Regions from separate parts of the Homo sapiens genome. Here regions 2 and 3 are each linked to region 1. A link is a loop called in an ENCODE intact Hi-C map of the cell type or tissue named here. Cell type or tissue: heart right ventricle. All regions are shown on one strand.

Region 1 (8,000 bases):
AAACCATGGCTCTGCCCTTTACTAGCTTGTGTGACCTATGAAATGGGGAGATTTATAACACTAACTTGTAATGAGATCATCTAGGCTAACCACTTAGCACCTGGCACAGTATAAATATACAAATACATGTTAATTGTTATTATAACCTTATCTCCTATCCCTCCATTTAAAAAGCAGCTTGGGACTCAGTAATGTGAAAAGATTTGTCTTACGTCTTTTGTGGCTAGTCAGTAACAGTCAGAATTAATTTAGTGTTGGCCTTAATTGAGCCATGTGATTTGCTCAATAGAATTTTATATTTTAAGCCACCTTTGAACAACCATATAGTAAGGGTCCATTTGATCTTTCTCCTTCAACTACTTTTCACACTTACACCATGACATTCTTTTTGCAAACATTTCAGTAGTTTTGGTATTGGGCTTTGAATTGGTAGCCTTAATATTCTGTTTTTCAAAGTCTGTTTTCTGTAAAGCTAAACCCACAGTGGACTGTGCTATTACTCTGCCCAGATTCCCTCAAATCCCTTTTACTGTTTATGTCTGTGAGCTTCCCCTCTTTTGTTTGTTTGATTTTCTCCTAACAGTCCTCACTTGCAACTCTTCTGGAGCTGTGCAGACAGCCAGAAGTGTCCGGGATTTTGTGTTCCCCGATCACTCCACTCCATTCCCCTAAGCCCTTAGCCCATGAGTGTATCTTCAGGAATATGAAGGCCCAGCCCCTGTGCTACTGGTCAGGACAAACTCTAAAGTGTGGCTTATATTCCAGATTCCCTTTGGGGATCAGGCTGAAGCTAGGACTTTGCCTGAAATCCCGCCTTTGCTTGGCTGCTTTTCCTTCCCTGTCCCAATTTCCTGGTTAGGAGTGAATCACTCCCACATTTGTTCACATTTTATCTCTTTATTATTTTTTTTTGTTCCATCAGAGTCTGCTTCTGGAACCCAAACCTAAGGGACTCAGCTATGTTTGTGTTGACCTACTATCAATAAAGAAGATCCTTATTTAAGAACAGGCCACCTTCTGTTTTACACATATACTTTCTGACCCTAGAAATTGTTCAGAAGGTGGAATGTTTTGCTGTTTCAATGAGATCACATGTGTAAAGGCTCTTTGTACACTGCAGGAGCTATAGAAATGTGAGTTATGATTGCTCAAATTTCATTCCCTTTGCTCTAATTTTGAGTTAGGGGAGAGAAAGCCGGCCTGTAAAGTACATATCACAGTTTCTCTTTCTCAGCTTTCAACTGCATGGGAGTTTGTATTTCTGTTTCTACTACTCCATTTCCTCTGCTGATACCCTGCCAGGGAGGTGAATGTATCAAGTCAGGAAGTAGACTTCTCAGAATAAAGAATGCAGAATTAGAATGTTTAGTGCACCCAAGGTTAGGTGTAGAGTGTGTCATATGAAAGTAATAGGTATACTTTTTTCATAGCATTTAATATGCCTTTATCCTTAAATTTTTAATAGGTTTTGATATATCAAAGTATATAAAAGTATACACTTTATTATAATTGTCAACTGTATTTTTGTAGTTTTCTTCTCTCACTTTTCAGAGAGGGGAGAATTTAGCCCTTACTGTGAAAACAAATACACAAGGAAGAAACAAGCTTATTACAAACAAGAATGTTCCTCTATTACATGTACTGATCTAAAAACCTTAGTCTAGTTACTCCTCCTGAAGCTCATGTTTAATATTTGGAATAGAAAATACTTTTCTATTAAAAAATCCAGAAGAAATTAAGATATTGATTTTTCCCCATAAGATCTCTGTTGTGGTGACTGCAGTGACTGTAATATCTTCTGTCGTTGCATTTGTAATGGCTTCATCAAGAATGAGATTGCCTCCCAAAGGGTGGGTTAGAAGTTTCCCATCTGCAGGCATTGCTTGGCCAGCATCTATCCTCTATTTCCACAACCCACCATGTTTTTTGGAATAATATGGGTGCTCTTAGTAACTCATGCAAGGGTGGTCATTTTGCTTCTGTATGATATTGATTCTATAACTTGCAACCAGTGGCAGAGCTCAGTGGAGGACTTTCCACCTTCCACCCACCCTGCTCTTTTCTGGCCACAGCCAAGAGCTCCAGATTACAGAGATTCTGACTGGTGAATTTGGAAGTAATCACTTCATTTCCCAGGAGGTCCAATTCAGGATATACCTCTAGTTTAGAGTTGGTTGCGAGAGTTATGCAAACCAACAATAAAACTGGGAGACTCCAGACGCCATTGCCCTCAAGGCCTTGGGCACAGCCCAGGGAGTGCCTGGCTGTGTGGACTTGGAGCCAAGGGCCCTGGGACTGCATGCGACACCACTACTCAACACACAAGAGATTCCCAGCTTAGCACAAAATAGGTTTTTGTTTGATTCCTTCCCAGTGTTTACCTAATTTAAACTCTGTACTCTAATTTGAACAATTGTTATGTTTGCTCTCAATAAATCAAAATGAGATGTTCTGAATAATCCATTTGGTACCAATGGAAAAAAAAACCCACTGTTGAAATGTATGATTGTTATTTTGGTGAAAACATGAAGAATAAAATTATTCTATTTATGACAACCCTGACTGTGGTTCTCTTTTCTCTCATTTCGAACTTATAATTTTGGCTTTAAAATTCCAGATGAGTTTCCTGCCAAAATGTACAGTCTCTGTTTGTGCCTGAATATCTCAAAATATTTTTTTCGTATAAAGGAGAATTCCCTTATTCCATCCAAAGGATTATAAGACCTCAGTGTGTATGTTGCTGCTGAGCTCAAGATCCTTAAAAGCCAGTTTTGGTTTGCTGCGACTTATCGGAGGTTTTTCACTACGTCCAACTCCACCCTTATTTTGTACATATTCTTAGAAGTGAATGTTTTAGAAGAGTGCAAACGCCATGAACACTCCTTGGATGGGGTTGTCTCTCAGCCCCTGGGCATCTTGAAATACTCAAGACTGCTTTTGCTTGCATGAGCAGGTTTTATTGGATTAGGTTCTGATTTCTTGATGAAGGACCTCATCTGCATTGTATTTGCCATAAGCAATGCAATTGATACCAACTGGGCACATCCACAGACTGTAGGCCATGTGATATTGGCCTTTAGGTAAGTCAGAATTGAAATATTACATTTTTCCACTGAGGCATACCTGACTGAGCTCTTGGCACAGAGCTCAACTTATCAATTAGAGAGAAAGATGGTGACCAGGGAACTCCAATCATTTGTGGACCATTGTGGGCAACATGAAGCCAGGAATCAAAATGCAGCCGTTTCATCTTTGTTCACATTTTATCACACACGTTTACAGGAAATTTGTAAGATGCTTCATCTAATGCTCCAAAACCACATACACTTGCCTCTTCTGCTGGATGGGATGGGATTCAGAGAAGGGAGGGGCTTGTACACTTCTGGCTCCATCTTCTTCTCCATAGTTTTATCATAGATCTGGATAAGAAAGCCAGCTGTCAGTAAGCCTTTCCTCATACTTAGCAACACTGTTGTAGCTAACAGCACAGCACAGCTAACACAGCACAGCACAGCTAACAATACCATTGTAGCTTCAACAGCACAGTACACTCTTTCTCTGCTTAGTGAGGTGTTGAGGGCGGCAGAGAATAAAGATAGAAACATGTCCTTGGAGACAGGAAACTTATTATCTAGTTGGAGCGAGTCCTCATATGACCTCTCGGCACTACAGTTTCCCTTGAGTAAAATGAAAGTACTGGACACCCTCACGCAGGAGGCAGGATGGAGAGTGGAGAAAGATAGACTCACCTGGATTCACATTCTGGTTCTACTGTTTGTTTCCAGCTCTTAGACCTCGGGCCACTTTCCCAGTTTCTCTAAAATGAGGCAAATAATATGTAACTTATAAAGATAGTAGGATCAGAGGTAGTATTTACAGAACATCTAATTTTTCCTAGGAACTTAAAAAGCAGTAGCTATTATTATCATTACCTATTTCAGTGTGTGTGTTAGAAACTTTGTGCATCCAAAGAGCATCATCTACTCATTTTCTGAGTGCCTATCTTTTGATTACCTTATGTTTCTTTTCCAGCAATATCTCCTGTTATCTTTAGGGAGATGTGTAGGCACAAATGAACCTAAATGCAATTCTTTTGCCTCACTATTATTTGGAGTTTAGTTCTGCCAATATTTTTTGAACTTAAGTTATGTTTATTAAGTCTATTTTGTGCCAGGCAGTGTGTGCCATGTGCTGGGAATACAAGAATGACTGGGTGTCTCTGTCTGCCAAGTGCTATTAATTCTGGCGAAAGAGAAGAGAGAGAAAGAAACAGAATATTTCAATGCAATTTGATCAGTGCTATGCACAGGGTGTGGCAGACACTGTTGGTTTCCTCCCCAGTAATAGTTCCGTCTTCTTTGTAGTTGATAGAACTCTGATTTTTTTCTGACTGACAGGGTGTCCAGTTAGGTTCTCACATCCTTAGGCTCCCTTTATGCTAGGTGTGGCTGTGTGATGGAGATCTGACCAGTAGGGCACATGCAGAGGTCTGATGGAGATTCTGATACAATTGCAGTCCTGATAATTTGGGATTAACACAGGGGACTCTGCCCTTCTACTTTTTTCCTATCTTCAACATGAGCATAGTGCCCACTGATGCAGCAGCCATCTTGTGATTATGAGAGAGACAAGCCTGAGGGAAAGTGAGAGAATTCCAGAGATACTAGCCCTGATGCCACTGAGCTACTGAACCAATGCCAGCTGCTATCTAGATCCAAAATCTTGTTATGTGAGAAAAATACACTTGTATTTGTTTGAGCGACTGTGAAGCAAGATTTCTGCTACTTGCAACCAAAGACATCCCTAAATGTCTACAGGCATAAGGAAGAAAAAGTCATATTTCTTGTAAAATACAAAGTAGCTTGGAGGAAGCAGCCACTTTAGCCAGAACATCTGCCCTCTGGTGGATGAAGAGTGCTGGGCAAATGGCCTCTCCTTTGGCAATGAGGAATTTCTTATCCATCGTGTACTGTTTAAAACACTTCTCAGGCTGTAATTGATAGAGTCAAAAAAAAAAAAAAAAAAAAAACCTTGTAGGAACCTGCCTCCTGAGAGACTTCTGTCTAATTGGAGACATGTTCCTGTACAATCTTTAATGCAATTAGTCACAATATCACCTGAGTGACCCCTTGTGCTGAGGGACCTCACGGTTCCCTCTGACTTAGATCACGCCAGAGCCATCTACGGTCCACGTTTCAGGTTAAACCCTTTCTGCATTTTCCAGAAGTAGGGCCTTGGAAACCCTGACCATGGCCGGATTCACAGACATGCAGCTGCCAAGACTAACAGACTGGTAGACAGTCTTTTCGCTGCCCTCACAAACTCCCAAAGAGATACCTATTTTTTCCAGTAATTCACTTTTCTCTCTCTCTCTCTCTCTCTCTCTGTCTCGCCCTTTTATTTTTCAGGCACAAGTTGAGAGTCTCACAGATGGCTTTGGGGAAAATAACTGCTTGTTCTCAAACATGCTGTTGGGAGACACATTCCTCTCCCTCCCTCCCTCCCTCCTGCACAGTTCCTGGCCTGCCTCAGTCCTGTCTCCAGGAGATCATGATGCTGCAGCCTCATTCTGCAAGTCCCCATACCTTCCAGCAGTCTTGCTGGCGGTCTGGGCTGCTGGCATTTATATTTTTCTTCTAAGTAGCTTGGCACATAGGAGGCTTTGCCTCTCTGTTTTGAGCCTGGCTTTTAATTGTTGGGCTGAAGGGAACATTTAGCTTTGTGCCCACAAACACTCAGACTTCAGGGAGCCCTTCCATCTCTTCCTCCCATGCCTACCTGTAATTGCTGAGGTGTGGCTCAGGGTGCAAAACAAACAACCACAGAGTGAGCTGGTTTGAATTAGAGCCTCATTTGTGAGGAGGTGAGACAGGATCAGCTGGGCATCCATAGGTTGTGAGTTGGCATTGAGGGCTGGAAAAGAAGCCTTAGGGGCCCGTGAGAATGCTGTAGCTATGATCCAAAGTAAGGACAAGCACAGTGTGAGTTCCCAGGTTTAGTTTTGGTGAATTCCAGGCAGGTGAGGAGACCAGGAACTGTAAGCAAACACTTAGAGAAAGTGAATTCAGACGTCACCAGTGACAATAACCATTGGCATAAAAGGCAAGTGGCAGCTGACATTTAGAAGAGACAAGGTATGTGTTAAAGTATGGTCTTGTCTGAGTTTTCAAAGGCCCTGAAATAAGTAAAACTGCCCCTAACTAACACTCATTCCTGCCTCTGCCTTAAACTTTCTTTATGTAAACTTCTGAGTCTTGGTTTCTTCACCTGTAACTTAGGTGAAGTATGTAAGTTCTTCTCACAGGATTGTTTTGAAACTTACATAAATTGACATTTTCAAAAGAACTTTATAATCTGTATTATTCCTCACAAGTTAATTTTTTAATTTCTTTTATAATTTTTAATGATTTTTATTAAGGTATAGTTGACATAAAATGTGTATATATTTACACTATACAACATGATGTTTTGATGTGTGTATACATTGTGAAATGATTAGCTTAGTAACACATCTGTAACCTCACATGCTTATCATTTTTGTTGTGAGAACATTTATCTACTCTCTTGGCAATATTCAAGTCTACAATGCATTATTATCAACTACAGTCATCATGCCCTATAATACATCTCTAGAAATTATTTATCCTGCTTAACTGAAGTTTTGTATTCTTTGACCAACATCTCTCCATCCCTCTACCTTCTTCCCCCTGAAAAATCACCACTCTACTCTCTGCATTAATAAGTTCACAACTTTTTTAGATTCCATGTGTAAGTGAGCTCATGCAGTATTTGTTTTTCTGTTCCTGGCTTATTCTACTTAGCATAATGCCTTTTAGGTTTATCTGTGTATTTCCCGCTTTTTAAAGACTCAATGGTATTCCATTGTGTGTGTGTGTGTGTATGTGTGTGTGTGTATCACATTTTCTTTATCCATTCATCTGTAGATTAACACACATGGTTCGATTCCATGTCTTGGCCATTGCGTGTGTGTGTGTGTGTGTGTGTGTGTATCACTTTTTTTTATTCATTCATCTGTAGATTAACACACATAGGTTGATTCCATGTCTTGGTTATGGGGAATATATATACACATACCCAAAAGTGGGGTTGCTGAATCACATGGTAGTTCAGTTTTTATTTTTTTGAGGAATGTTAATATTGTTTTCCCTAATGACTTAATTTACATTCCCACCAACAAGTGTGCAAGGGTTCCTCTATCTTTGCATCCTTGTTAATGCTTATATTTTGTCTTTTTTGGTAGCAGCCATTCTAAGAGGCGTGAGGTGATATCTCACTGTACTTTTGATGAGTGATGTTGAGGATTTTAAAAATATAACTGTTGGCCATTTCTACGTCTTCTTTTGAGAAATGTTTATTCAAGTCCTTTGCCTATTTTTTAACCTTATCATTTTCTTGCTATTGAATTGTTTGAGTTCCTTATAAATTTTGGAAATTAATCCCTGATCAGAAGAATGCTGTGCAAATATTTTCTTCCATTTCATGGGCTGCCTTTTCACTCTGTAGATTGTCTCCTTTGCTGTAAAGAAGCTTTTTAGTTGAATAAAATCCCTTTTGTCTATTTTTGCTTTTGCTGCCTGAGCTTTTGAAGTCATACCCAAAAATATCATTGCCCAGACCAATGTCACGGTGATTTCCCCCTATGTTGTCTTCTAATAGTTTTACAGTTTCAGGTCTTATGTTTAAGTCTTTAATCCATTTTGAGTTGATTTTTGTACATGGCATGAGATGAGGGTCCAATTTCAATTTTTTTTTGCTTGTGGATATTTAGTGTTCCCAACACCATTTATTGAAGAGATTGTTCTTTCTTCATTGCATGTTCCTGGCACCTTGTCAAAGATCAGTTAACTGTAATTGTGTAGATTTATTTCTGGCTTTGCCATTCAATTAAATTGTTTCATGTACCTCTTTTTATTCCAGTACCATGCTGCTTTGATTATTATAGCTTTGAAGTATTTTTTAAAACCAGGTAGTGTGATGTT
Region 2 (8,000 bases), 190 kb before region 1:
GAGTAGGGGTTGGTGGTGAGAGACAGAGGAAAGAGGAGAGTAAACATCTGGCCCAAGTATTGAGGCTTTGCTACCACCTGGAAGAGGAATGAGGTACCCTGTAACTCAACTCTTCTCTAAGTATCTCCAGGAATAACGTGATTTCATTAAAAAGTAGTCATTTTTAGGCTTAAAAAAGGGCTTTTCTGCAAGAAGAAAGCATTGGTATTCATTTGTTGTAACATTAACACTTGGCAATTTGATCCTATCCCTTTGGTACCATTCTCTTGAAACGTTATAATAAAGCACACTGGAAAACTAATAACAAAATCTGGGTTCTGTTCCTAATTAGCTGTTTGGTTTCAGGAAATCAACTTTACCTCTCTGGGCCTCAGTTACCTTACCTGTTGAAAGAGAGGGCTTGGATTACTAGAGGCTTTTTTTTTTTTTTTTTTAAAAAAAAAAAAAGCTCACTGCTAATTCTTCCCTTAGAATGAAGCCCCATGAGGGTGGCTGGGTGGCAGTGAGGTAGGTAGAGAGTGGTCTGAGGGGCCAGGAAGAGAGTTAGCAAACCTGTGTACTGGCCCACCTGGGGGTCTTATAAAAAGGCAGATTCTGGGGTGAGGCCTGAGTTTCTACATTTCTTCCAAGAAGATCCCAGGTGATGCTGATGCTGCTGGTCCATGGACCACACTTTGAGTAGCAAGACGCTAGATGACTTCTTCCCCAACTTTCTCATTCCATAGGTGAAACTGGATCCTAGAAAAGCAAAGTGATTTACCCAAGCTCACACAACAGTTGGGTAGTACACCCTATATAAGAATTCATGGTATCATGACTATCAGTTTGATGACAATATCACTTGCTACATCTCTCATATGGCTTCTGCTGCTAAAAGCCATTTGAGGATGACATTTTGTGGTTCACCTGTCTTAGAAGGCGTTCTGGGCTCAGTATTTTGGCCACATTATCTCATTCACTTTCACAATTTCACCTCAAACATAGGCAACACAGTCATCCCTTGGTATACCCAGGGGATTGGTTCTAGAAATTCGTGCATGCTCAAGCCCGCCATCAGCCCTGCAGAACTTGCATACAGGAAAAGTCAGCCTTTTGGTATCCTGTGAATACTGAATTTTCAAGCTGTGCTTGGTTGAAAAAAATTCATGTGTAAGCAGACCCTTGCAATTCAAATCCACATTGTTCAGGGGTCAACTGTGGTTGTTAGGAAAATTAGATTTGTTGCATTAACTAATTTCATGGCTTTAATCTCCATCTAGAATTCCCCTTGCAGGTTTGTGCATTGTGCACAGAGAGGAAGTCAGAGTCCTCCAGGGAAAATATCCTGTTTGCTAATTCCGTGAATTTTAACAGCTGTCCATTCATGCTCCTCAGGTGATATCAGCTACAACAAAGATTGTTTTTAGATGACTAGGGCCCACATTCTGTGGAACATTATGAGTTAAGATAAAATGAAAGTTAATTACTTCTCAAAGCAAAGGGGTAGCCAATACAAACCATGCTACCACCAGTAAAATAACTGCCACATTGTCTTTCATGTTCATCATCCACATCCAATAATATTTTTTGAGTCCCTGGGGGTGCAAGGCAGTGATTAACAAAGTTAATCAAGAAAAGAGAGCCTGTACCTCTAGGGACTTTAAAAACTAAGGTAGAATGCATTTTAAAATATCCATTACCCTAGAATTTGTTCCCACCTTCATCTGAGGAAAATAAAATTTTTTCTAATCTAGATAGATCAGGATTTCCCAAAATACATTCCTTAGGACATTAGTCTCATGAAATGCTCTTAGAGAAAAAAATGTTTTTTATCACATAAATTTAGGACTGACTGATTAATATATATTTTCCTTTAAGTTTCACAAAGCACAGAAGAATATTAAAGTATCAGAAGTTTTATAATGTCATTTTAACTTTGTTTAATAACATTTCCTAATCCTATTTGACCACAGATCTTACCCCATTCTCCACCCACTCTTCCTCATGTAATGCCTATTAAGATCCTGTAGAACTAACAAACAGTGGCATACACTTTGGGAAATGCTAATTTCTCAGTTTGCTTTGTCTATAGTTATCGGGCTGATGTCTTATGTGGAATGTGTCAGTACAAATTGTTTGGAAATGCTGTTTTTTAAGGGCATGCATTTTAACTGTCATATTTTAAAGAAAAATAAAAAGGAAGATTTTTAGGTAAAGTGTGTAAACAGTAGCCCGAGTTTGTCTTTCTGGGTGTGACCGCTTTCAGCATTTCTCCATGAGCAGTTTGGTTCACTGTCCTTTGCTGTTCTCTCGTCTGTGAGGAAGTTGAATAGATGGGAAGACATTTTTAGAGTTCAAAGTTAAAAATTCAGGCTTTGCTGATGTTGGTTGCATCCAGGTCTGTGTTTTTCAAAGTATCATATGTGCATCTAATATTGAGAAACTTTTAAATGGCACATGGATGAATGTTAAATAATTTATAGCCATATATTTAATTTAATGTGTTGTAGAAGAATTACATATTGCTAAAGTAGTATCTATGTTTAAAAAAGTAAGTCAATTTAAAGATAAATTCCAAATAAATAATGGCAAAAATTATGAAAAGAAGTGTACAAATGACTAAAGCTTGGGAATTAATGCCTAGGGGATTAACCAAGAAATGGGTTCCAGGGCCTGGTCTGTATCTTTTTAGAGATGCTATCACCTCTGTGCCTGAGAACAATCACAGTATAATGGAAATAATGCTGGGTTAAGATTGAGGAGATTATGGTCTGTGGAAACAAAGACAGTATGACTTGATTCCTGCCACTAAGGGCTCACAGCTTTTGGAGATGTTGCATACTAAGTTTCTACTCTTAGTCTGATATCCAAGTAATTAAATGCCTCATATGTAACCCTACACTCGAACAGGCCATGTAGATGAGTTAGTGTCAGTGAATAAAACTCAACTCTGACTTCCTTGGACAAATAAAATTAGTAGTAAATTTAGCCAAAAATGCTGAGATAAATGACTTACACTTGCCCTTTTAAATTAGTCATTAATTAATATCGCTGGATCTTTTGCTTTCTAAGAGTTATTGCCTTAAAGGGGCCATTACAATAATTTGGCTGCTTTCTGTGTAGAATAGTGGTTCTCTACTGAGGGTGATTTTTGTCCATCTATGGGACATTTGGCTATGTGTGGAGACACTTTTGATTGTCACAGCTGGGGAGGGGAGAATGTCTATGGGCATCTAGTAAAAGTCCAGGGATGTTTCTAAAACTCTCACAATGCACAGGTCAGCCTCCTACAGCAAAGAAATATCTGGTCCAAATTTCAATAGTGCTGAGGGTGAGAAATCCTGAGTTGGACTGACTTAGGCAGGAAGAATTGAACATGATGATGACGGAGCTCAATCACACGGGCTCACTGGGCATATTTGAACAAAATTTTTAATGCTGCCAATGCATTATTTTCCTTCAGAGATGAAGTAATAATAATACAGTAAACTAGCCGTGGTATGCTGAATAATGAACCTCCCAAAATGTTCATGTCTCAATCCCCAGAATCTATGAATATATTGTTTTCCATGGCAAAGGGGACTTTGCAGGTGTATTAAGTTAAGGATCTTGAGATCCTGAGATGGGGTGACTATCCTGGATTGCTTGGGTGGGCCCAATCTGATCACCAGGGTTCTTATAGAGGGAGGGTAAAAGTCAGAAAGGAAGATGTGCTGCCGAAAGCAGAGGTTGGAACGATGCGCTCTGAAGTTGGAAGAAGAGTCCACAAGATAAGAAATGCAGGCAGCTTCAGAAGCTGGAAAGACAAGGAAACATTTGCCCCAGGAGCCACCAGAAGGAATGCAGCCCTATTGACACCTTGGTTTTAGCTCTGTAAAACTTTTGTGGATTTCTGATCTCCAGAATGGTAAGATACTAAATTTGTGTTGTTCGATGACACTAAATTTGTGGTGGTTTGTTACAACAGTAAGCAAGAAATACATTATCATTTGGCATAATTTGAGAGCAGATATGTGTTTCCACATATAACATAAATAGATTTCATATTTTCACTGTATTAAAACACAAAACACAGCTAAACCTATAGCTATTTGGAACATTTTATTCCAATGTTTGGGAGGCATTTTGGGATTTTGCATGAATATTGATGATCATACGGGTGAAGTGCTGGTGGATGTAACAGCTGGTTGATAGAATCCTAAATAAGCCAACTCTCTTGTGCTGCTTTCTTTTACGGGCACTTTATGGGGATAATAATCCATCAAGTATGTTGGAAGATGCAGAGTACAAGGAACTATTGTGACAGTAGCTGAACAACTATTTGCAAAATTGCCAAAATGATAAACATTTATTATGCTCTTGCTTAAATGGTTTCATTAATTTTTACAACTATGTTAAGCTGGTTGTTATTATAATGTTATTAGTATAATACATTTCTCACCAAATCCTCAGTGAAATGCTGCTTTTCAGTTTGAACCCTGAATAAAGATGGTGTCAGTTTTCCCTGGTCTGTATCAGCTACGTGTGCAAGCAATTGGATGATATTAAGAGCACAGCAGAGTCTTCTACTGCCAGCACCTAGTGTATATATTCCTAGGTGCTCTGGTGTGCACATCCGCAGCTTCCTGCCCAGGCATAGCTCCCCACTCTCAACCTCATCGCATGGAGTGCAATTCTCTCATCTACTCCTCTCCATTTGTGACATGTGAAAGTTTTACACACACACACACGTGAACAGATAAGGATAAGTAACATTTGCATGATGCCTAACAGCACACAAAGTGCATTTTGCCTCCATTATCATACAATCCTTAGCACAAACACTGTTATTATCAATATTTTGCAGATTAGGAAATATGGGCTAAAAGAGTTTCAGTGACTTGTCTAATGTCAAAAAGGCAATAAGTAGTTGAGGAAAGACTTGAATTTTAATTCTTTGACCTGGAAACCATTGGTTGGTCTGCCGCTAGGTGGCTCCACATTGCCTTTGGATTTTCAGAGATGGACAGTTACAGGCCGGATGCCGTGGCTCCTGCCTGTAATCCCAGCACTTTGGGAGACTAAGGCAGGAGGATCGCTTGAGTGCAGGAGTTCAAGACCAGCCTGGGCAACATAGCGAAACTCCCTACTCTATAAAAAACAAAAAAATTGGCTGGGTGTAATGGCTCATGCCTGTAATCCCAGCACTTTGGGAGGGAGGCAGGGGTTGCAGTGAGCCAAGATCGTGTCATTGCTCTGCAGCCTGGGCAGCAAGAGTGAGACTCTGTCTCAAAAACAAACAAACAGAACCCCCCCCAAAAACAAACAAACAAAAATTAGCCAGGCATGGTGGCATGTGCCTGTAGTCCCACCTACTTGGGAGGCTGAGATGGGAGGATCACCTAAGGCTAGGGAGGCTGAGGCCACAGTGAGCTGTGATCACGCCACTGGGTGACAGAGTGAGGCCCTGTCTTAAAAAAGAAAAAAAGTAATAAGAGATGAGCAGTTATAGAGCTCAGCTAAAGTCATTGTGATGATCACACTGAGCACTTATAGCAGGAGTGCCCACTGTGTGGTCCAGTCCACTTGCTCCTAATGTTCTCTTGCTCTGAAGACTGTATTCCTTTGCCTCTGGGCCTTGAGAGACCTCCTACTGAATCTTCACTGTTCTTCTTAGGATAGGATAAGGAAGGCATTTCTTTGACTTCTGGTTTTCATAAGACCCTCTCCCCAGGGTCTTTCCTCCTTTGTGAATTCAATCTTTCTCTAAATTTACTCTCTCTGAAATCTATTAAATAAAGCAACTTGGAGTGTAATAAATGATTAGCTACTTTATTGTTCTCTTTTCTTTGTTTTCATACATTGTTAACAAGGTTTATACTAAATTGAATGAAATGTATCATTAGTATTACATAGTGTATTGTAGTAAATTATATTAAAAGATGTCTGCAGGTCTTTGGTAAAAAATGTAACTAATGGTAAAAAATGGTTCTATTATTATTTTGAGGATGCGACATGTTGTTTAAATTTACTGTGCATTGTCTGGGAAATTTTAGGACTTATTTAGGGCTATGTGATTAGTTCTGATGAAGTGAGTTGATGCTTGGTTACAATTGATTACAATGATTTTGGTTTTGTGTGGATTTTTCAAAACTAGCTACCTCTAGGAGATTTTGTCCTACTACTTGATGAGGGAGATAATATTAAGATTTATTAGAGCCAAAAGTATTTTATGTAATATTGAAAACAACAAAGATAAAAATAAAACCTCTCATATGGTTAAAAATGTTGCCAACTCCCTTGCTATGTGCCTCACATGGGTAAAGTAGTCTGACTATTATATTCATATTTATTTAATCACAGAGAACTGCCATGGTAAATAAACTAGCACTCTTATTAAGAACTTACTCTATTTATTACCATATTGTAGACTTAAATAAATAAAATCAACATGATTTGGCCATAGGCTTTTAGTATCCAGAGGAAAGTTCTGTATGTATGGATTGAAAACAAAATCATTTACACTATGTGGAAAGGTATCAGAAGAAGAATTCTAAATGGAAAACCAACATAGGAGAATTAATAAAAAGACTCTACAATTCCATAACATGAGACAGAGAGAAAAGGTAGAAAAAATACCTATTGCGAAAGGGCATAGTATAGACTGTGCAGGGACGGGTGAGTCTCACTTCTTAACTTCACGTTGACACGTTTATGTTTGGCAAATTTCTAAGATCATGCAGAAACTAAAAAAGACATAAGATTAGCAAGGATAGAAATAATATATTAACTTTACTATCCAGTATAATGTGACTAATAATATTATTTCATGATTCTACATAGAAAATTAAAAGTAGAAGCCTGAAATGTATGGCATTTGGAAGATATTAAGATTTGGGGCATACCAAAAGCATGTAAATTCTTATTCCTTCTCATTGCTTTTGATGATGGTAAGACAGTGTTAAGAAGTATTCCTTTCCATTAGCTTCCAATGCTGTATTTTGCATCATCTGCATTTGTTTTCTTAGAGTCTGAGCTTTCATTTTAGTTGGTTGATGTCATTTTTTTCTGAGTTTTTATTATATTAAGAATAAATTTATTCCTCAGAATGAGGTACTAAAATGGTATATTAACATTTTTAAAGACGGTAAAATCTGCAAACTACTCAGAAAGATTTACTTTATGAATAGCATAGTTCAGTTTTAAGTATCACTGGAGGAAGTGGGTAGAAAAGCAATGCCTTTCATTCTCCCCTCCCAACTGCAATTACGCCAGCAAATAGGATGATAATTCAGTCATGCTAATCCAGTCCAAAAATATTTCCATTTCTTTTAAGAGTGAGACCTTGAGATCCACTTGAATTCTTGTACCGCCTCTTCTTCCCAGTGCCTTTTTAAATTTTGGCAACTTTTTGCAATTAGGTAATGGAAGCACAATTCCCGTTCAGAAAATTACTCTACAAGGAGCCAAATTCAGACATTATAAAGTAAACATACAACTCTACCTTAAGAAATGATTCCATCATTAAAATAAATACTGACAATTCACAAATAGCAATGGGAAACGGGTTATTGAGATCTGACTACTGTCCATTTCAGCAGGAAAAAGATGAACAACTGGGTTGAATTGAGTGATAAACTCTTAATAAAGATTAACAATTGCTCATTCAATATGCCTTATGTATACTGTTCTATCTTTTTACAGCTTTCAGGACCAAATGCCAATAAATGATGCCAGTACCCCAACCCTCCTGCTTTAGGAAGGCAGGCAGAGAGATACATTTGAGTCTGAATCCTGACTCTAACTTGGTAGCTAGACAGATAGCCTTAGGAAATTTGTCCAATTTTACACATTTAAAATAGAAATAATGACCCTTGCCTTACAAGATTGTTTTTAGGGATATAGAGAATATATATAAAATGTCCAGTACAGTACTAGGCACCCAGGAGGAGCTCATTACACAGTGACTAAATTTGAGAAGAGAGCCCTTCTTGTAAATTCATGCTCTAAATTTGATTCGGTGGCATGGTGGCCTTCCATCA
Region 3 (8,000 bases), 290 kb before region 1:
GGCCTGGCATGGTGGCTCGTGCCTGTAATCCTACAACTTTGGGAGGCCCAGGCAGATGCATCACCTGAAGTCAGGAGTTCGAGACCAGCTTGGCCAACACAGTGAAACCGCGTCTCTACTAAAAATACAAAAATTAGCCGGGTGTGGTGGCACATGCCTGTAGTCCCAGCTACTTGGGAGGCTGAGGCAGGAGAATCACTTGAACCCAGGAGGCAGAGGTTGCAGTGAGCTGAGATCACACCACTGCACTCCAGCCTGGGTGAAAGAGCGAAACTCCATCTCCAAAAGGAAAAAAATAAATAAATAAGAAAGAAAAATCAAGCTGACAATTTTTTTTTATGTATTTGAGGTATTTTTTTGATAACTGATATGTGAAGCTGCTTGTATCAACATTGGTTAAGTAAAGAAGCTAAAAAGTAATGAAGAAGAAACATTTTTCCAAGTATAAAACTTGGAGATATTATGGTGTGTTTATTATAGTGAATTTGGAAGATTCAAAGATGTATAAAGAAAAATCAAATTTGCCTATAAGCCCACTACTCAGAGATAACCACTTAACATGTATATATATTTTCATCTCATTTGTTCTATCTGTGTGTGTGTGTGTGTGTGTGTATTTTAAACAATATTGGAGTTGTTATCCAAATTATAGTTGTATTTTATTTATGGGGTACAAAGTGATACTATGATTCATGAATACAATGTGGAATAATTAAATCAAGCTAAATATATCTATCACTTCAAATACTTATTTTTATCTCGTGAGAAATTTGAAATTTACTCTTTCAGTGATTTTGAAGTGTGTAATACATTATTATTAACTATACTCGCTATTCTATGCAATAGATATCCAAAAAACAACTTATTTCTCCTGCCTAACTGAGGCTTTAAACCTTTCATCATCATCTCTCCATTCTCTCCCTCCTGCCCCACCCCAAGGCCTCTGGTAACCACCATTCTCCTCTGGGTTTCTATGAGTTCGATTGTTTTAGATTCCACATTTAAGAGAGAATATGCAGGATTTTTCTTCCTGTGCCTGGCAAAGTTTTTAAATATAATAATTTATGGCCAAGATATTTCCTCTTATGCTTAAATACAGTATGATGTGAAATAGGAAAGAATAGAGTTATTTTTTGTGTGGTTCAATAACATCTTTCCACATCTCTCCTTTAGAATTAGTAGATTTGCTTAATTTCTTGAAGGTGCTGTGGGATTTCCTAAGCCTCAAATATTAGTTCATTAATTTAACAAATAATTTCTCATATACAAATCTGGCTTTTAAGTAGGAGAGATGAATAAGATATTTTAGAATGATAAACAGTATGGATGAAGTCGAGAGCTTGACTTAGGAACAAGAAGCTCTGCTTATCTTTCTGGTCTTGGCGTGAGATTGTGACTGGGTCCCTTAAGCTGTCAGCATCTCTGCTTGCCTATCTGTACAGCAAGAATAAGAATAATACAGCCACACTACAAGATTAGAGAATAGATGTGAAAGGTGTCACCGTTTCTCAAATTGTTATTGAAATACACAGCACGTGCTGTTATAATGAACATGCTGTGCCTTTCAGATGAACACAACTCTGGATCTCCCATGCTGCTGGGACTAATGGATAACATGGAGAAATGAAATATATGGTCCCAATATCTTCTTGGCATAATACTTATGTCACTAGTAGCACCTTAATCCTGACCATTGTACTTTTTGCTGAGCTACTGTCAGAGAATAAAATACAAACAGAGAACTCATTTCGAGATATGAGGATCCATCAGAGTAAGTACAAGAAGTGCCAAAGGCAAGGCAAGCCATTCAATAAAGGAAGGAAAAGAAATGTCTGAGATAATCTTCTAAGTATAATACTAGCTCCTAAAGAGAAGAAAGTCAGGAATACTTTCTTTACATGAATAGATATGATTATAGTACTATTCAGGCATGCTATTTCTAACCAGCGAATTGTGTAGTTACTGTATTGAGGAGTTATCTGGGGAAGAGTAGGAGAGATGAATCAGGAATCCCTGGTGTCTAGCACAGAGCCTGGAACACACTCTGTTCTTACTGAGGATTTGTTGAATGAGCAGTTGTAGCAACTCCAATTTCCTATGGTGCTTTAGCATTTACTCAGCACTTTACTTACTATGTATGTCACTGATTCTCTCAACAATCTTATTTTACAAATGAAGAAAAATAGGCTCTGAAAGGTCAAATGACTAGGTCTCTCTCATTTCTGGCATCCAGGCATCTAGGCCTCTAAGTTCCAAATCCAGTAGTTCTCCAGAGGTGGAGCTTCCTGCCATTGTAGGGACTAGTGGGACTGGCTCCACTTCCTCAAAGGTAATTGCTGCTCTGATGCAGCAAGTACTAGGTTTCTGAGAACTCCAGACAAACCAAATGAATTTATCGTCAAGTGTCTGTCACACTGAGGGGCATTTTGTTGGTGCTAAATAAATACGCCAAGAAAGCAACAGGAGAGATTTTCAGGTGTCATCCCTAGATGCAGTCTATACTCTTAGTTTCCTTCTGTTGATCTATTGATTGACATATGTAATTAGAGTAGTATTAAGAACACTTGCACCTGTCTAATACTTAGTTCGCAAAATGCTTTCCTGTGACTTTTCTTTTAACACAGCAGGTCCTTACAACATTGCTCTCTTAGTTCAGAAGACTGACTTGTCACCTTTCTTTTTTTTCACTGCTTTAGCTCCCAGCATCTGGCCCAGAGCCTGACACAAATAGGTGCTCACTATAGATAGTTGCTGAATGTTTGAATAAATAAACAATAAGGGGATAGACTATTTGTGATTTAATATATTTTATTTCATCTGATGCTAGTTAAAATAATAAAGCAAAACATAAATGGTAGTCTTATCTGTGTCTTTAAGGCTTGAAGTTTTCAAGAATATGGTTAGAACACAGTAGGCATTTTAAAAATGCCAGTAACAAATTCTAAAACTAAAGCTTCTAAAATTTATCTTCCCCCTCTGATCCCATAATTTAGAGATTTGGAAAGCTGTTGTTTTATAACAGCCTGGGAGTATGATGTTACCTTTGCCTTTCTTGGGTACGGCTTCCTTGCCCATTCTTGGCGCCGGTTGAATTTCCTTCATATATTGGGGTAGGTGTGGATACTCTTTGCCATACTGCAAGTGGGGCATCTCCTTGCCCATGGCAAGGCCATCTTTGGCCAAAGGCATGTGAGGTACTTGCTGACCCAGGGGCTGGTATTGTGGAATTTGTGGTGGCATCTGAGGAGGAATTTGAGGTGGCAGCGGCTTGATCCCATAGTAGGCACCAGCCTGAATGAGCCTGATGGAACTCAGGGAAATGGTAAGCAGCACTCCCAGCAGCTGCAGAGGGCCAGGCAGCACAGCCATCACCTGTGGGAGGAACCAATGCACCAACTTGGTGAAACTCTGCAAGGCCAAGTGACTTGAGTTTATTTAGAGATAGAATGGGGAAAAAAAAGGGAAACAGTCTTTAACATCAGAACTTCATGATAGAAGTCAAATGAAAAGGAAAATGCTACTTTCTATAGAAAACAAACAAACAAAAAATAGAGAATAGTGGAATCTGTCAAATAAAGGCAATTGGTAGGAACATAGACTATGGGAGAGACTACTGGTTGTCCCCCATATCGATTCTGCCTTTCTTGCCCTGTTTTCCCGTCTTCACCTGGGAATAGAGCAGCCCAGAATGAAGACATTTCAGCCAGGCAGGGCCATTTCAGCCATTCTTGCCAATTGTGTATAGTTGTCATGGGTGTACCTTCCAGGAAGAATCCTAAAAAGGAGTGGATATGTCTTCCCCTTCCTCCTTCCTTCTGGCTGGATTGCTGATATGTTACTGGAAACAGACCACACATCTTGGACCATGAGGCGAATGCAGTGCACAGAGAATGATAAAACGAGCTAGAATAAACCTCAGTCCTGGTTAGGCTTTGTTAATAAGTGCCAAAATTATATTCTAAATGGAAACAGTTGATAATTTATAGGCTTTATGCTACAGTAGAGATTTTTCATCTGCCAGATGAGGGCTGCTTTGATGTAGTCACAAATAAATGTAAATGTAAAGAGCAAACAGGAACAAAGCCTGCAGAAGTCTTCTGAGTTGAAGAGAAAATGCTTCTTCATGTAATAGTATGAAATATTTTAAAAATCACTATCATAATTATGCACCTTTATTTCTTGTATTAAAATACTATGAATTCATTAGTTTAGAAATTGGTTAATTGGACCATTAAAGTCTATCTTTGTCCTTTTGTGAAAGAAAGTTTACAAAGCAAGAGTTGTATGAATAAGAGGGAGATGTTTAACTATTAATAAGAATACGCTGCTTCTAAGCCCATTAATAGCACTCTTTACAAATTAGCAGTAAACAGAATTAATATAAATGGGGCTTATCTGTTTATAAAAACCAGCTTGAAAAGACCTCTGTTTGGAAACGCCCTAGGCTTAAAACCAGACAGCCCAGAGAAGTGCATTGTTGGCAAATGCACACTAGAGGGCAAGTGTGATACACACTTAGGTCTGTTCAATATTCTGCCTGCCCACTCCCTGCCCTCTGTAGTTCTAATGCTGGGCATACACGAACTCCATGCTCACAATGTATAAAGGGACTTAATGAAAATTTGAATCTTAAGGGACATGTCATCATAATGCTGGAGAGAGAGAGAGAGAAGTGGCAAATTTCTCACAATTTTTAATGTAAGTATCTTCTGGAAAACTTTGAAGAAACTTCTGTCTGTAAATAATTCAATTTCCATCTTCTTGAGAGTTGTTTTCTTTGCTTTTGCCTTACTTAATTCTGGATCATAGTTTTCTACTTCTTAGAAAATGTGCGTTGATTTTGCAATATCCTATTCCAGGGTAATGCCAAGAGTGTATACAGGCTACAAAAGGATTGGTTAATAAAACACCTAATAAAATATTTAAAATGAATCCCTATCACAAAATTCAAGCTTTACAATCTTTCTAAATACACTAACAAATCATTTTTTCCCTGGAAAAAATGAAGAAACAGTTGCTAGGCCCATTTTGGATTACTAAGATGAATATAATATGGCTGGTGGGCCTTACCATCAAGGAGTTTGTACTCTTAGTGGGGGTGACAGATGTGTAAACTGTTATTGAGTAGCAAAGGATATCTAGTAAAAAGTAAATTTTCCTCCTACTTCTGTTCTCCAGTATCTAAAATCCCTTATGTTTGAAGCAACAATTTTTCCTCATATTTTTCAGATAGTCTGTGGATATGCACATATCATATACATCCCTTTCAAACATAAATTGCAGTATACTATACACACTTCTATTTTTTGCTTTTTTCACTCAAAGATCAGTACTTATTCCTTGTCTAGTTATGTGCATCTAAACAAATTTCTTTAAGTTCTTCATTTATTAAAATATGACTTGGATGTTCCCTTAAGTCTTTTCTAGCTCTAACATTCAATGTCTGTAAGACAGTTACTAGAGATCTGAAAGTGTTAATCCATACCAGAAATGTGTGGTAATATCTGGTAATGTATAAGCTGGTACTTAATTCTACTTTTGGGGATGAATGAATTTAATTATGGAACCCCAGACTTGTGGTGAAGTCTTTAATAATAAGCTAGCATGTTTGGCCCTTCAGCCTTCCATCAATTCAGTGGATATGTTGGATTATACTTCATAATCTTTAAACCAGGACAATCTAATGAAATACTGGAAAACTGGAAGGAGATGAAATGCCTGGAAGAATACCAGTTGAATTATTTCCTCTCATAGGCTCAGCATATCTGTCCTGTAAACCAGCTCTTTAGGTCTGCCTTCTGCCATTTCTCTGGCTCTTTATCTAAATAAACTTTGTTCAGTTTTAACGTGAATATTTATATAAGGGCCCTGGTTAGAATTTACTGCTTTACTTATTCCTACTAATTTTTCTCCTGTCCCTGAGGATATTTTTGGTGGTCAAAGTGGTATGGGGGTTCTCCCAAATCACTCAAAAGAACATCAAATTTGGGTAACTTTATACAAACACCTGGCAAGAAAGAAGGAGCCTTGGAATTTTTGCTGGGAAGAAATTGTGATAGTGGGTTTTCATGCCTCTCTTTCTGAGAATGTGGGACACAATAATATTGTGAGTTCTCCTTAATATTTTCTTTGATTTCTATTTGTTTGACAGCTGGTGTGTGTGTGTGTGGGTGTGGGTGTGTGTGTGTGTGTGTATTTGTGTTCTTGAACATAAGCATATCTAATGTGTGTGAACATTGAATCTTTGCCAGCCAGGCTGGCTTAGTGATGGGTGTCATGTCATATGACAAAAGCACTGTCAAAGAAGTCAAAAGACTTTTATTTAAGTTTTGGCTCTGCCATTCTTCATGCCTATGACCTTGGACAAGTCCTTTATCTTCACTAAGCCTCAGTTTTCTTACCTGTAAAATAGCAATTATAATCTCTGCCCATCCCTCAGAGCTGTTCAGGGGTACAAATGATAATATGAATTCTTCATAAGCCAAAAAGGACTATTCAGATTTAAGTTATTATTAATGGAGTGTGACCAGAAAGACAAATCAAAACCAACTAAAATGTCAAAGATTTTCAAAGAAAGATACTAGCAAAGTAAATGTGAGGTTAACTGCAATAATGATAACCTAACATGAATAAAACAGTAATGGCCATTAAAATGCACTTGTTAAAAATGATTTAGAAAAAGAACAGCTGAACCAAGGCAGTCATTCATTCATGTGTCAAGAATAACCAATCCTAGATACTTTGAACAGCCCTAAATGGCTTCCTATATTTGAGCAGGGCTGCAGAGAATTTCAGATTCCTCATATGACCTGTAATGTACATAACAGAGTAATGTGATACATATATTAACAGAATAATGTGATAGATATTTTAAATGCTCATCAGCATTCTATTTGTACGTTTATCCTCATTGGCTTACTATACAGAAGAATGTTTAAATATTTAATCTGTTGGTCCTTGCCTTGAATCCAACTTTCCCTTTCACATAGGCTAACACAGCATGTCTTTGTGTATGTATGTGTGTCTCTGTTGTGTGTGGTGTGTATAAGCCTCTCTAATCAGTTCCTGGGCTGGTCCTCTGTGCCTCCTACTTGTACAAGATTTGTAGTCTCTCAAGACCCTCAGATTTGCCACCCTAAAGCAAGGGAAAGTCAGGCAGAATCCTCTTCCAGTGTTCACCAGAATTGCCTTCCTGGTTTTTCCATGCCTCTCAAAGAAAATTCTCTCTTGATTGCATTTCTCAGGGCAATTCATTCATTAGATATACCTATTGAACACCTATTGAACACTCAGAACAGGAAATGTTCTGAGTATTGGAGATACAGTGGTGAATTAGAGAGTGGAGGTATTATCTTATTGAACTCACAGTCTAGTGTGGAGAGACAGGTGATAAATGTTAAAAATACATTTTATAATTTGAGATTTGAGTGCTTTGAAAAAGCAATGCAGGTGTCTTAGTCATTAGGGCTGCTGTAGCAAAATACCATAGGTTGAGTGGTTTATAAAGAACAGCAATTTCTCAGTGTTCATGAGGCTGGGAAGTTCAAGATCAAGGTGCCAGCAGATTGGTTGTCTAGTGAAGACCCACTTTCTGGTTCATAGATGACACCATTTTGCTGTATCCTTACATGATAAAAGGGGCAAGGGAGCTCTCTGGAGTCTCTTTTATATGAGCACTAATTCTGTTCATGAGGACTTTGCACTCATGATCTAATTATCTCCCATAGGCCCCACCTCCTAATACCATCACTTTCGGAGGGGGGTGTCATATTTTAACATATGAATTTGGGGACATAAACATTCAATGTATAGCAGCAGGATAAAGGGTTCAATAATGACAGAGTGGAAGAGCTCCGATGTTTTGGAAAGAACGGTAGGGAATGACATCTGAGGAAGTAAATTTTGGATAGAGATGTGAAGGTTGAGAGATGTATCTTTCTTAAGACAACGTATGGGGAAAAAAGGAAAGAGTCCTGTTTACTACAATGTTAGTTGAAGGT

Evidence for each region. Hi-C counts contacts between places; a loop is a spot of excess contacts. Peaks named below come from ENCODE experiments on the same cell type or tissue, not always from the same donor. Only the 100,000 strongest peaks of a DNase experiment are listed, where the experiment ranks them.
Region 2: it touches region 1 in a loop (9-fold over the local background); 45 of 110 quality-filtered maps call a loop at or near these places.
Region 3: a loop joins it to region 1, with 3 times the contacts of the local background. A loop is called at or near these places in 10 of 110 quality-filtered maps.

The regions. Positions count from the first base shown.
Region 1 is chr3:99,496,291-99,504,290 of GRCh38, reverse strand. All of the region lies in intron 1 of LOC105374007 (a long non-coding RNA gene), which reads left to right. It overlaps LOC105374005 (a long non-coding RNA gene), which reads left to right. Exons shown (of 5, transcript XR_007095985.1): 5 at 923-2,556. Among named protein-coding and RNA genes, the nearest start is that of COL8A1, 140 kb to the left of the region's middle. In heart right ventricle, a CTCF peak has its summit at 4,909 (motif pointing left); DNase peaks (open chromatin) are centred at 770, 4,917, 5,228 and 5,525; H3K4me3 peaks cover 467 bases; H3K27ac peaks cover 5,921 bases.
Region 2 is chr3:99,684,137-99,692,136 of GRCh38, reverse strand. The region is part of intron 1 of COL8A1 (collagen type VIII alpha 1 chain); the gene reads right to left. Among named protein-coding and RNA genes, the nearest start is that of COL8A1, 50 kb to the right of the region's middle. RefSeq lists enhancers at 5,001-5,060, 5,111-5,200. In heart right ventricle, a CTCF peak has its summit at 4,952 (motif pointing right); a DNase peak (open chromatin) is centred at 5,006; H3K27ac peaks cover 2,602 bases.
Region 3 is chr3:99,786,052-99,794,051 of GRCh38, reverse strand. COL8A1 (collagen type VIII alpha 1 chain) reads right to left here. Exons shown (of 4, transcript NM_020351.4): 3 at 3,042-3,372. The coding sequence starts at 3,369. Among named protein-coding and RNA genes, the nearest start is that of CMSS1, 28 kb to the left of the region's middle. In heart right ventricle, a CTCF peak has its summit at 4,487; a DNase peak (open chromatin) is centred at 4,504.